2 separate regions of the Homo sapiens genome follow, and region 1 is linked to region 2. A link is a loop called in an ENCODE intact Hi-C map of the cell type or tissue named here. Cell type or tissue: endothelial cell of umbilical vein. All regions are shown on one strand. Region 1 overlaps DNHD1 (dynein heavy chain domain 1). Region 2 overlaps DCHS1 (dachsous cadherin-related 1).

Region 1 (5,000 bases), 66 kb after region 2:
CCTGTAGCCCGATCAGCAGCAGCCCTCTCTCTGGAACCGTGGGATTTGGACCATTCTCCACCTGGGGGCGTCAGAAGCTGGTCAGGCAAGGCTAGGAAGCTGGGAGGTGGCAGGTGGGAAGTGGGGGTTAGCGGGTAGGAGGTCGTGGTGAAGCGAGATCGGAGAAGCTAGCAGGGTTACCGGGGGCAAGATCACCAAGAAGGGGTAACTGCGAGGTGTAATTAGAGACTTCGAGGGGACTGGAACCGCGAACGAGGGGCGGCGCGAAGATACCCTGAAGTGCAGAGGGTTGCTGTTCATCTCCAGACGTTTATACTGGAGCTGACTGGAGACCGAGCCTCGGCTACCAGGGAAATTCGAGCTGGGCACATTCTGGTCCAGGGCAGCTTCCCCACGCAATGCCAGCAGCAGGCGGCGCGGGTGGCGAAAGGCTGACAGGTGGAAGACGCGCTCTGGTACATCACTGCTCGCGTCCGCGCCCACGCCCAAGTAACGAACCAACAGTTGCCCACGGCGCGACAACTGTCGCAGCCAGTGCCAGGGCGGCTGCGGACCGGCCGGCGCATGAGGTCGCCAAGGCAAGGGTAGGCGGCCAGTCCAGAGAGCGTGGGCCACCGCAGCACAGCGGCGGGAGGGGCACGGGGGTGCGCCCTTCAGCTGCTGCAACAGGCAATCAAGGTCGCGTTGTAGCGTGCCCACCAACTGGCTCAGTTCTAGAGCCTCGGTCTCTAAGACGCCCTCCAGAGGCCGCCGTGCATTTGGCCCCAGCACTGACCACGGGGCGTCGGACTCGTCTTGGCGAATCACGTGGGTCAGCAGATCCTGCAGTGACTCCAGCCTCCGGTTGACTTGCACTAGGCGTTGCCGCAGTCGCCTTTCCGCAAGCTGGGCGCCTCTTCGAGACTCAGGAACCCACACGGGTGAACTCCGCTGCAGCGCACTCAAGAGAGCGCGACTCTGGCGTCGCAACAGCCAGGCTTGGGGGCCCTCACTCAGTCCGCAGAGCCGGGGTTCAGGTGGTGAGGGCAGTAGGTGCATCTGGGCCTTGCACTCTGCCATTGCATCCAGCTCCCTTAGCTCTTGGGGATAGAGGTGAGGGGTGAGGGACAAGATGGACTCTCCCCACCCTAGACTCGAGAGAGTAGGCCTTCCTCTGAGCCTTTACTGCCATCACCCCCATAACAGTATGAATATTACCCCCTCATATACCTTTATTGAGACTGCTGTCCACATTTCTGTGGGGGGTGGCATTGCATTGCACTATTCCCTACCCCAAAACAGATACCTGAGTGAGGCTTACCTGGGAGGGGCATGAGCGTGGCCAGCAAAGACTGAGGTGTGTGTGGCTGGACCCAGCTCCCACTACTGGGGCTCAGGCAGGCTTGTGTGAGGCTAATCAGGGCCTCCCTGTCCTCAGTGTCCCCCAGAGGACCCCCGTAGAAAACTGAAGCTGAAGATGAGGTTAGAGTCTCTCAGTTCCAGTACCTTCAGTTTCCACCACCGCCAAAACCAAAGCTGTGAATTGTATCCCACCCCCACCCTCTTCCAGGCTCTCCTGGGGGCTGATGACTCCAAGGGGGAGAGGAAGGGTCTCACCAGCCAGCTCTTGCATGGCAGCACGGGGATTGCTAAGACTTGCCCACAGCTGGTCTTGGGTCTGAAGAACCTGGGTTAGAGTCACTTGACTCCTAGAGAAGGGGAGCGGAAAGCAGGGTTTCACATATCATCTATATGCTGAGGACTGTCAAGTCTTGTCTTCAGTTCAAACCTCTCTCCTGAGCTTCGGGTTCATTGCCACTTGGCACCTCAAATACAACTTGCTTTCAACTGAAATCATCATTTCCCCCCACAAAACCTGTTCCACCTCCTATTTCAGTGAGAGGTACCGCCAGCCACCCAATTATCTAAAGCAAAAATCTGAGAGTCATCCTCGACACCTCCTTCCTCTTCACCCCATATTTATTCTCTATCCCTTCCATGGCTACTACCCTACTACCCATACCACAATCTCTTCCCTGGAGACTTCCAGAGTCTCCTAAAGCTGCTCTGCTTGCCCCCAGTCCTGCCTCCTCTGATCCATTCTCCATGTTGCATCCAGAGTGATCCTTCCAACACACAAAAAGGATATTGTTTCTTCTTCTACTTAAAACCCTTCAGTGGCTTCCCACTGTCTTCAGGATAAAATCAGGCACCTTGCCCTAGTCTTTTTTTTTTGAGACAGAGTCTCGCACTGTCACCCAGGCTGGAGTGCAGTGGTGCAATCTCGGCTCACTGCAAGCTCCACCTCCCAGGTTCACGCCATTCTCCTGCCTCAGCCTCCCAAGTAGCTGGGACTACAGGCACCTGCCACCATGCCTGGCTAAGTTTTTGTATTTTTAGTACAGATGGGGTTTCACTGTGTTAGCCAGGATGGTCACGATCTCCTGACCTCGTGATCCATCCGCCTCGCCTCCCAAAGTGCTGAGATTACAGGCATGAGCCACTGTACCTGGCCTACCTTGCCCTAGTCTTAAAGGCCCTTTATAATGAACCTTACTTCTCCCTCCTCAACACCCAGCATGTCCACGTCAACCACACTCAAGTCTCCTCCCTTCTACTGAGTTTAGGTCCCTCTGCTCAGAAAGGCCCATCTCTACCTGATTTGCCTCTGCTTTTAAGACTCAATTCAAAGTAAAATCTCAAAGTCTTTGGAGAAGCCTTCCTTGACTTCCCCTTGCCCTTGCTCTTTGGAGCTTCCAAAGATGAATTAGTTTTACTCATCCCAGCATATGGAAGATACTCAATGTTTGTTGAGTGATTGACTGAGCAGGAATGGGTGGGGGTCCCTCACCAGCGCCCCCTGTGTGCCTGCAGCCTTGTTCCATAGAGCTGCCGGTGTAGCAGGAGGCCATGGAGGAGGAGCAGAGGTAGTGCCTGGGTGGGGGGTTGCATGTAGAGTACTTGCTGGGCTAGCTCCACACTGTCAATCAAAACATGGCCCAGCTCCAGGGACTGGTTCCAGAAAACAGGCATGGAGTGCTGAGTCAGCACAGCTGGGGAGGAAGGAGAGTGCTGAGTCAGCACAGCACAGTTGCCCTCCCACTTCCAATTTGAGAGCCTGTAGGGGGTTAAGCTCCTCACCTGGCAAAGAAGCACTAGACTCTGCAGGCACAATAAGCCAAAGACGAAAATCTCTGTGAACAGTGCTTACATTCCTGCTTTCAGGTTGGTCTAAAAGCTGTTCTGATTCCAGGTCTGCAACCACTAGAGTCAGACAAGGGTCTGAGATCAGTCCTTGGATAAAGGGTCAGGCAGAAGTCTAGGAATCAGACTTGAGGCTAGGGGTGTCAGGAGTCAGATACAAGGCCAAGTGGACAAGTTTGGTGCTAGGTCACTGGCCATGAGGCCTGAGATTTCAAGCTAAGGCCCAAGTGTAGGATAGGATCCTGGAAGCCAATCTAGGCAATAAACTCACCCTTGGCTCTGCCTAACAGTTCCAGCAAGAGCTGTAGCAGCTCTTTCGGCCAATGGGGCATCAGATGACAGTTGTCCAGCACCAGCCAGTGCCCCTCATACATAGCCTGGGATAGAGTGCTGACCACAACTGAGACTGGGTCCCAGGCTTCAGAGCCCAGGGCTATCACCTGCAGTTGCTTCTGCCCCTGGGGACCAAAAAAGAGATGGCAGCATGACTCAAAGTGATCCTAGGGTGACCCGAGGGACCCAAACTAATGCTACCATGATCCCCAAAGTCCCTACGTAGTACAGAAAGATCCATGAAAATGCTTGGAGGGGGTCCCCCATGCCCCAGCCCACAGGAGCCTGGTCACTCTGTGGCCAAGAAACTAGGTTCAAACCTGCTGATACTTGGCAGCCAGTTTCTGGATGACAGTCAGAGGATGCAGAGTGGCTGAGGGGTGGCCAGGCGGTGGCAACAAGATCAGCATGGGCTGAGTAGCCTGACTATGTTTAAAGGGCATGGTGGGAGCATACGTGTTTTCATCCAGGGGCCGACCCAGGAGGCTAGTGGTGAAGTCTGCCAGGGCACCTGCCAGGCACTCAGGTCGCAGAACGCGCCACAGGATCAGCTTCTGGAGGAGGCTGAGTGGCTCAGGCCCTGGCCCAGGTGCAGGACCCAGCACTGTGGATGACAGTGACAGGTAAGCCTGCCAAGCACTGGAGTGGCCTGCCAGGGAGGCACACAGGCCAACAAATGGGGGCAGCAGCTCTAACATCTCACATTCATGCCAGGCTTTTGGCCCAAGCCAGGCCGGTCGAGCCACATCTGAGACTGGCTTGCTGTGGACTGTGCTGGGAGAGGCTGCTAGTCCAGGCCAGAGTGCCAGTCTTTCCAGCTCTGATGCTTTCCCTGTTGCTTGCAGCAGAGCCAAAGCGCCCAATGCACCCACCAAGGGTACTTGGGTAAGGCCCAGTGCAGTCACGGTGCTGCCCAGCAGCTGGCGGGTCAGGTGTGCTCTCAATTGCAGTAGATGGCTGGCCAGGTCCTCCCCGTGATTAATCTCACGTGGCTTCATGCTGTCCAGAGCCTGCTTAGTGACTGCCAGCCAGTTCTCTGGGCTCATACAGAAAAGTGGCAGCAGGTTCTGCAGTTGGCTTAGGGCCTTTACCATGGCCATTCCATGCCAAACCACAGGTCGATAGGGTGCCCACAATACCATCTCCTGTAGTTTCTGCCCTTCTAACTCTTCACAATGAGCACGCAGCTGGCATAGCTTTCCTTGGGCCCTCACTATGTTCCGCAGAAACTTGGCTGGCTTCTGACGCTTCGGATTCTGGAACAGCAGCATCGTCAGCAGCCGCTCCTGCATACACTCATTTGTTGGATGGATCTGGCCCTTTCCCACAGACCCCAAACATCTACATTCATCTCCACCCCCTTACCCAGGTCCATCCAATGCTCATCTCAACCCACAGACTGAGCCCCCAAGCACCTCAGCAGCCTCCACAGCCTTGCAGGTATCTAGGGCTCTGATCTTTAGGTCCTGCCAGCGGGTCTCGAG
Region 2 (5,000 bases):
GAAATAGTTTCATTCCAATAAGAACATTTCCATTTGGGGATATATATGAGGTACAGATAGGCAGTATGAGTGCTTTCCTGAAGGAAGGGATCCCTGAGTTGAGACTTAAAGAATGAGCAATTTATGAGAGTATCAGATGGGGGAAGGCTTCCAAGCAGAGGTGAGGTGCACAGAGGTGTGGGAGGGCCCAGTTTGTTCAAGGGCCTACTAGGGGCTCAGGATCTCTGGAGTTAAGACTGGAGATGGGAAGGTGGGAGATGAGACTGCAGGGAGGCTCAGCCAAGTCAGAGGGTTTGAGCTTTTTTCTATAGCAATATTATCAGATTTGTTTATGCAAATGGTAGTCAATGTAGAGCAGTGGTTCATAACCAGGGGTGACTTTGCCCCCCAGAAGGGATATTAGCAATATCTAGAGAAATTTCTGATTGTCACAATGGGTGGGAGACTATTGGCATCTAGTGGGTAGAGGCTGAGAATGCTGCTAACCATCCTGCAAGGCACTTAGCAGCTCCCATAATAAAGCATTATCTGGTCCAAAATGTCAGTAGTGCCAATTTGAGAAACCCTGGTGGAGAGTACAGATCAGAGGGTCAGACCTCTATGAGAAGGTAATCAAAATAATGCAGGGGAGCAATAACTCAGGACAGCTCAGGCCTAAGTCAGAATGGTGATAATGGTGATGGAAAGGAACAGACAAATAGAGTTAATGAGGACTTACTTAATCCCTGGTTGATTGATATACCAGGTGAGAAAAGGGAAGAACTGATTTCTGGCTTTAGCAACTGTGTGGATGGAAGAGTCATTAGAGCAGGTTTGGAATGATCATGAGTTTAGTTTTGGGCTGGTCGGATTTAGGGTGCCTGTGGGACATCCAGGTGGAGGTGCTGAGCAGCCATCTGGATGTAAAAGTTGGGAAATCTCAGAGGAGTGGTCTAGAGTGAAAGTATAGACGATGGCTGAAGTAAAAGGCAAGGCCCTGAGAGAATGTGTGGAGTGAGAAGAGGCCAAGGAGAGATTCCAGGGAACAGTGTGTAAGAACAGGCAGATAAGGGGAGATGGAGGAAGACTGGCAGTGGGTGGTGGGGGAAGCAGTGGGTGGAGAAGCAGGAAAAGTAGCATCAAGAAGTCATAGCAGGAGAGATGGGCATGGTGATGCATCCCTGTAATCCAAGCTACTCGGGAGGCTGAGGCAGGAGGATTACTTGAGCCCAAGAGTTCCAAACCAGCCTGGACAACATAGTGAGAGCCTGTCTTAAAAAATAAATAAAGGCCAGGCACAGTGGTTCACGCCTGTAATCTCGGCACTTTGGGAGGCCAAGGTGGAAGGACTGGTTGAGGCCAGGAGTTTGAGACCAGCCTGGGCAACATAGTGAAACACTGTCTATGCAAAAAATAAAAAAACTAGCCAGGCATGGTGGTGCACGCCTGTAGTCCTAGTTGTTCCGGAGGCTAAGGCAGGAGGATTGCTTGAGCCCAGGAGTTCGAAGTTGCAGTGAGCTAGGATCACACCACTGCACCCCAGACTGGGCAACAGAGAGCCTGTCTCAAAAATAAATTAAATAAATAAATAATTTATGTTTTGAAAAGTCAAAGCAGGAGGTACACCTGGAAAAGAGGTTGGGATAGGCATATGGAGTAAGTTTCGAGGCTAGTAAGAAGTTTAGAGAGTTCACAGATAAGTGTCTTTCTTTTCTCCTTGAAATAGTGCATCTGATGAGAGCAAGGGATGGGATGGGGGCAAGAGAAGAGGGATGAAGTTTATTATGGCTTTGGGGCAGAATGGGAGAGGGAGCCGACCAAGGTCGGACTGAGACGCTGAGCTGAGAATCTGCTGAAAATGGAGACTGTATTTGCAGTGAAACCTCTGAGCAGGGGTTGTACAGGCCAGGAAATTCACTTCTGCCTTGCTCATTTCCAGTCAGTGGCCCCTGTGCCTTTTGGGGTCACTTCCTGACAACTTCCCCAGACCACTGTTTATTGCTTTCTTCCTGCAGCGAGTCAGAGGGCAAAGGTCGTTAACAGCTTCTGGAGATGGTGCCGCAGCTGTGCTGCTGCCTGCCAGGATTGATGTAGGGGAAGTCTGTCTCCTGGGATATCCGGGCCCACAGCCACAGTAGAGAGTTGGAGCAGAAGCTGTTTCCAGGGTTCAGCCATGGCAGGGTCTTGGTGTCTCTCAGGAGGGTAAACAATGGCACAGATCATTTCTGTCAAGGGTCTGGGCCACAATCAGAAGTCCTTGGCCAGCTTTCTCTCTAAGCACATTTTCTGGCTGAGAAAGGGGAACTCTCCAGCTTCCTCTTGCAGCATATCCTGACCCTGAGGTCCTTATATCCACAAAGAGCGCTTTGTCACAGGCTACAGTTGTCAGCACCAGCTAACCCACTATTGAGGGCCTAATGTGTACCCAATGTATAAAACTTAGTGTGAAAGAAGGTTTTGTTACAAAGCAGGATGATCAGACCGTCGATTTACTCGGTGAAAAAATACACATAAAGCACCTACTATGTACCTTGCACTGTACTAGGCTAACGATGCATGAGCCACACACCCATAAATCTATAGAACAGACCCTATAGTGATCAGATCCCAGTATTAATCAGATCCCACTCTGTAATAATCAAACTCAATAAAGATCAAACCTATAAATCAGTCTCAATAATTCCACTGTCGGTGAGTTCTTGGTTTGGGGTGATTATGAGACTTGGTGAGGGTATTAACTTCCTGGACCCACCTGGAATTTGAGGTCACAGCCCTTTCTTCTTTCTAAGTACAGTTGGTCCTCATTATTTGTGAATTCACTTAATCTCGAAAATTTATTTGTAACTCCAAAATCAATACTAGCATTCCTGGACATGGGCAGAGAGATGAAAAATTTGAGTTACCTAATGTTCACATTCCCAGCACAGGGTGAACAAGACGATGTTCTGCCTTCTCATTTGGGCTCTCATGCTTGTAAACAAATGTCCCTTTCAGGTCTATTTACTGCAACTTTTTTTTTTCATTTTTTTAGTGCAAAAAGCTGATGATTTCACTGTTTAAATGGTCCCCAAGTGTAGTGCTGAAGTGTGGTCTAATGTTCCTCAGTACAAGAAGGCTGTGATGTGTTGTATGGAGAAAATACATATGTTAGATAAGCTTTATTCAGGCATGAGTTACAGTGCTGTTGGCTGTGAGTTCAATGTTAATGAATGAACAATGTATATTAAACATAAGATGTCTTTAAACAGAAACACACATCAAACAAGGTTATGTATTGACCAGCTGACAAAAAATGTTATGGCTAGAGGCACTTAGGAACCTAACTAAATGGTGAGGTACAGGCTGAGGTTGGGTTTGGGCCCATGTCCTACTAGTCCTCTCTGTGTGTCCGCCATCCAGAGACTTAGCACCAGTTGTTCATTCTAATGGCCACCTACCTCTGGCTTTTCTGGCAAAGAAGAGGGGACACCACTCACCCCAGCCTCTCCCTAGGTGACAGCCACAGACGCGGATAGTGGCCCATTTGGCCTCCTCTCCTATTCCTTGGGTGCTGGACTTGGGTCCTCCGGATCTCCCCCATTCCGCATTGATGCCCACAGCGGTGATGTGTGCACAACCCGGACCCTGGACCGTGACCAGGGGCCCTCAAGCTTTGACTTCACAGTGACAGCTGTGGATGGGGTAAGTCAGTAGACCAAGGGCAGGTTGGGATGTTGGGGTAGGGCACTCACCAGGGCCAGATGAGGCCCACCTGACCTATGGCTGCATGTCCCACCAGGGAGGCCTCAAGTCCATGGTATATGTGAAGGTGTTTCTGTCAGACGAGAATGACAACCCTCCTCAGTTTTATCCACGGGAGTATGCTGCCAGTATAAGTGCCCAGAGTCCACCAGGCACAGCTGTGCTGAGGTTGCGTGCCCATGACCCTGACCAGGGATCCCATGGGCGACTCTCCTACCATATCCTGGCTGGCAACAGCCCCCCACTTTTTACCTTGGATGAGCAATCAGGTGAGGATCCTCCCATTCCCGGGGCCTTCCCCCAGGTCCCCCTCCCCACCTGCCTAAATGATGTCCTACCCACCTCCTCCATAACCTTTCTAGCCCTATTATGTTTCCTTATATATCTCTGCTTCTATTCTTCCTCTCAGGGCTGTTGACAGTAGCCTGGCCCTTGGCCAGACGGGCCAATTCTGTGGTGCAGCTGGAGATCGGGGCTGAGGACGGAGGTGGCCTACAGGCAGAACCCAGTGCCCGAGTGGACATCAGCATTGTGCCTGGAACCCCCACACCACCCATATTTGAGCAACTACAGTATGTTTTTTCTGTGCCAGAGGATGTGGCACCAGGCACCAGTGTGGGCATAGTCCAGGCACACAACCCACCAGGTATCATTTAGCTTTATACCCACTTGGTGTCAGACCCAAATACCCCAGTATAACCCTCCAGCACCATCCGAAGATACCTTAGAGTATCACAGGGCAGATAGCCCCAGTATAAAACACTCCTGTACCAATGCCCAACACCTCCTTAGGCACAGTGCAGGCACACTGCTTCATGAGGCATAGGAATGTCACCTCAGTGCGTGCCAACCAACTTCTTTGCCAACCCCTGCCCCTCCTCCTAATATTTTGAAAGGCATGGGTGTGGGCACTGCCCAGTCCTTCTCGGGATCAGACTCTGGGTCCTGACTCAATAAGTGCCCCTCCATCTCTTTCCTGATCCCTTTTTCATCCTCCCTAGGTCGCTTGGCACCTGTGACCCTTTCCCTATCAGGTGGGGATCCCCGAGGACTCTTCTCCCTAGATGCGGTATCAGGACTGTTGCAAACACTTCGCCCTCTGGACCGGGAGCTACTGGGACCAGTGTTGGAGCTGGAGGTGCGAGCAGGCAGTGGAGTGCCCCCAGCTTTCGCTGTAGCTCGGGTGCGTGTGCTGCTGGATGATGTGAATGACAACTCCCCTGCCTTTCCTGCACCTGAAGACACGGTATTGCTACCACCAAACACTGCCCCAGGGACTC

The links. Peaks named below come from ENCODE experiments on the same cell type or tissue, not always from the same donor. Only the 100,000 strongest peaks of a DNase experiment are listed, where the experiment ranks them.
Region 1: a loop joins it to region 2, with 7 times the contacts of the local background. A loop is called at or near these places in 1 of 110 quality-filtered maps.

The regions. Positions count from the first base shown.
Region 1 is chr11:6,566,697-6,571,696 of GRCh38, reverse strand. It overlaps DNHD1 (dynein heavy chain domain 1), which reads right to left. Exons shown (of 43, transcript NM_144666.3): 35 at 4,932-5,000; 36 at 3,837-4,802; 37 at 3,455-3,641; 38 at 3,121-3,243; 39 at 2,831-3,032; 40 at 1,597-1,688; 41 at 1,301-1,450; 42 at 274-1,079; 43 at 1-61. Among named protein-coding and RNA genes, the nearest start is that of RRP8, 34 kb to the left of the region's middle. RefSeq lists enhancers at 85-592, 2,947-3,804. In endothelial cell of umbilical vein, no CTCF peak of the experiment used is centred here; a DNase peak (open chromatin) is centred at 3,006.
Region 2 is chr11:6,632,778-6,637,777 of GRCh38, reverse strand. DCHS1 (dachsous cadherin-related 1) reads left to right here. Exons shown (of 21, transcript NM_003737.4): 3 at 3,472-3,660; 4 at 3,758-3,989; 5 at 4,130-4,366; 6 at 4,722-5,000. Among named protein-coding and RNA genes, the nearest start is that of TPP1, 16 kb to the right of the region's middle. In endothelial cell of umbilical vein, no CTCF peak of the experiment used is centred here; a DNase peak (open chromatin) is centred at 2,067; H3K27ac peaks cover 2,764 bases.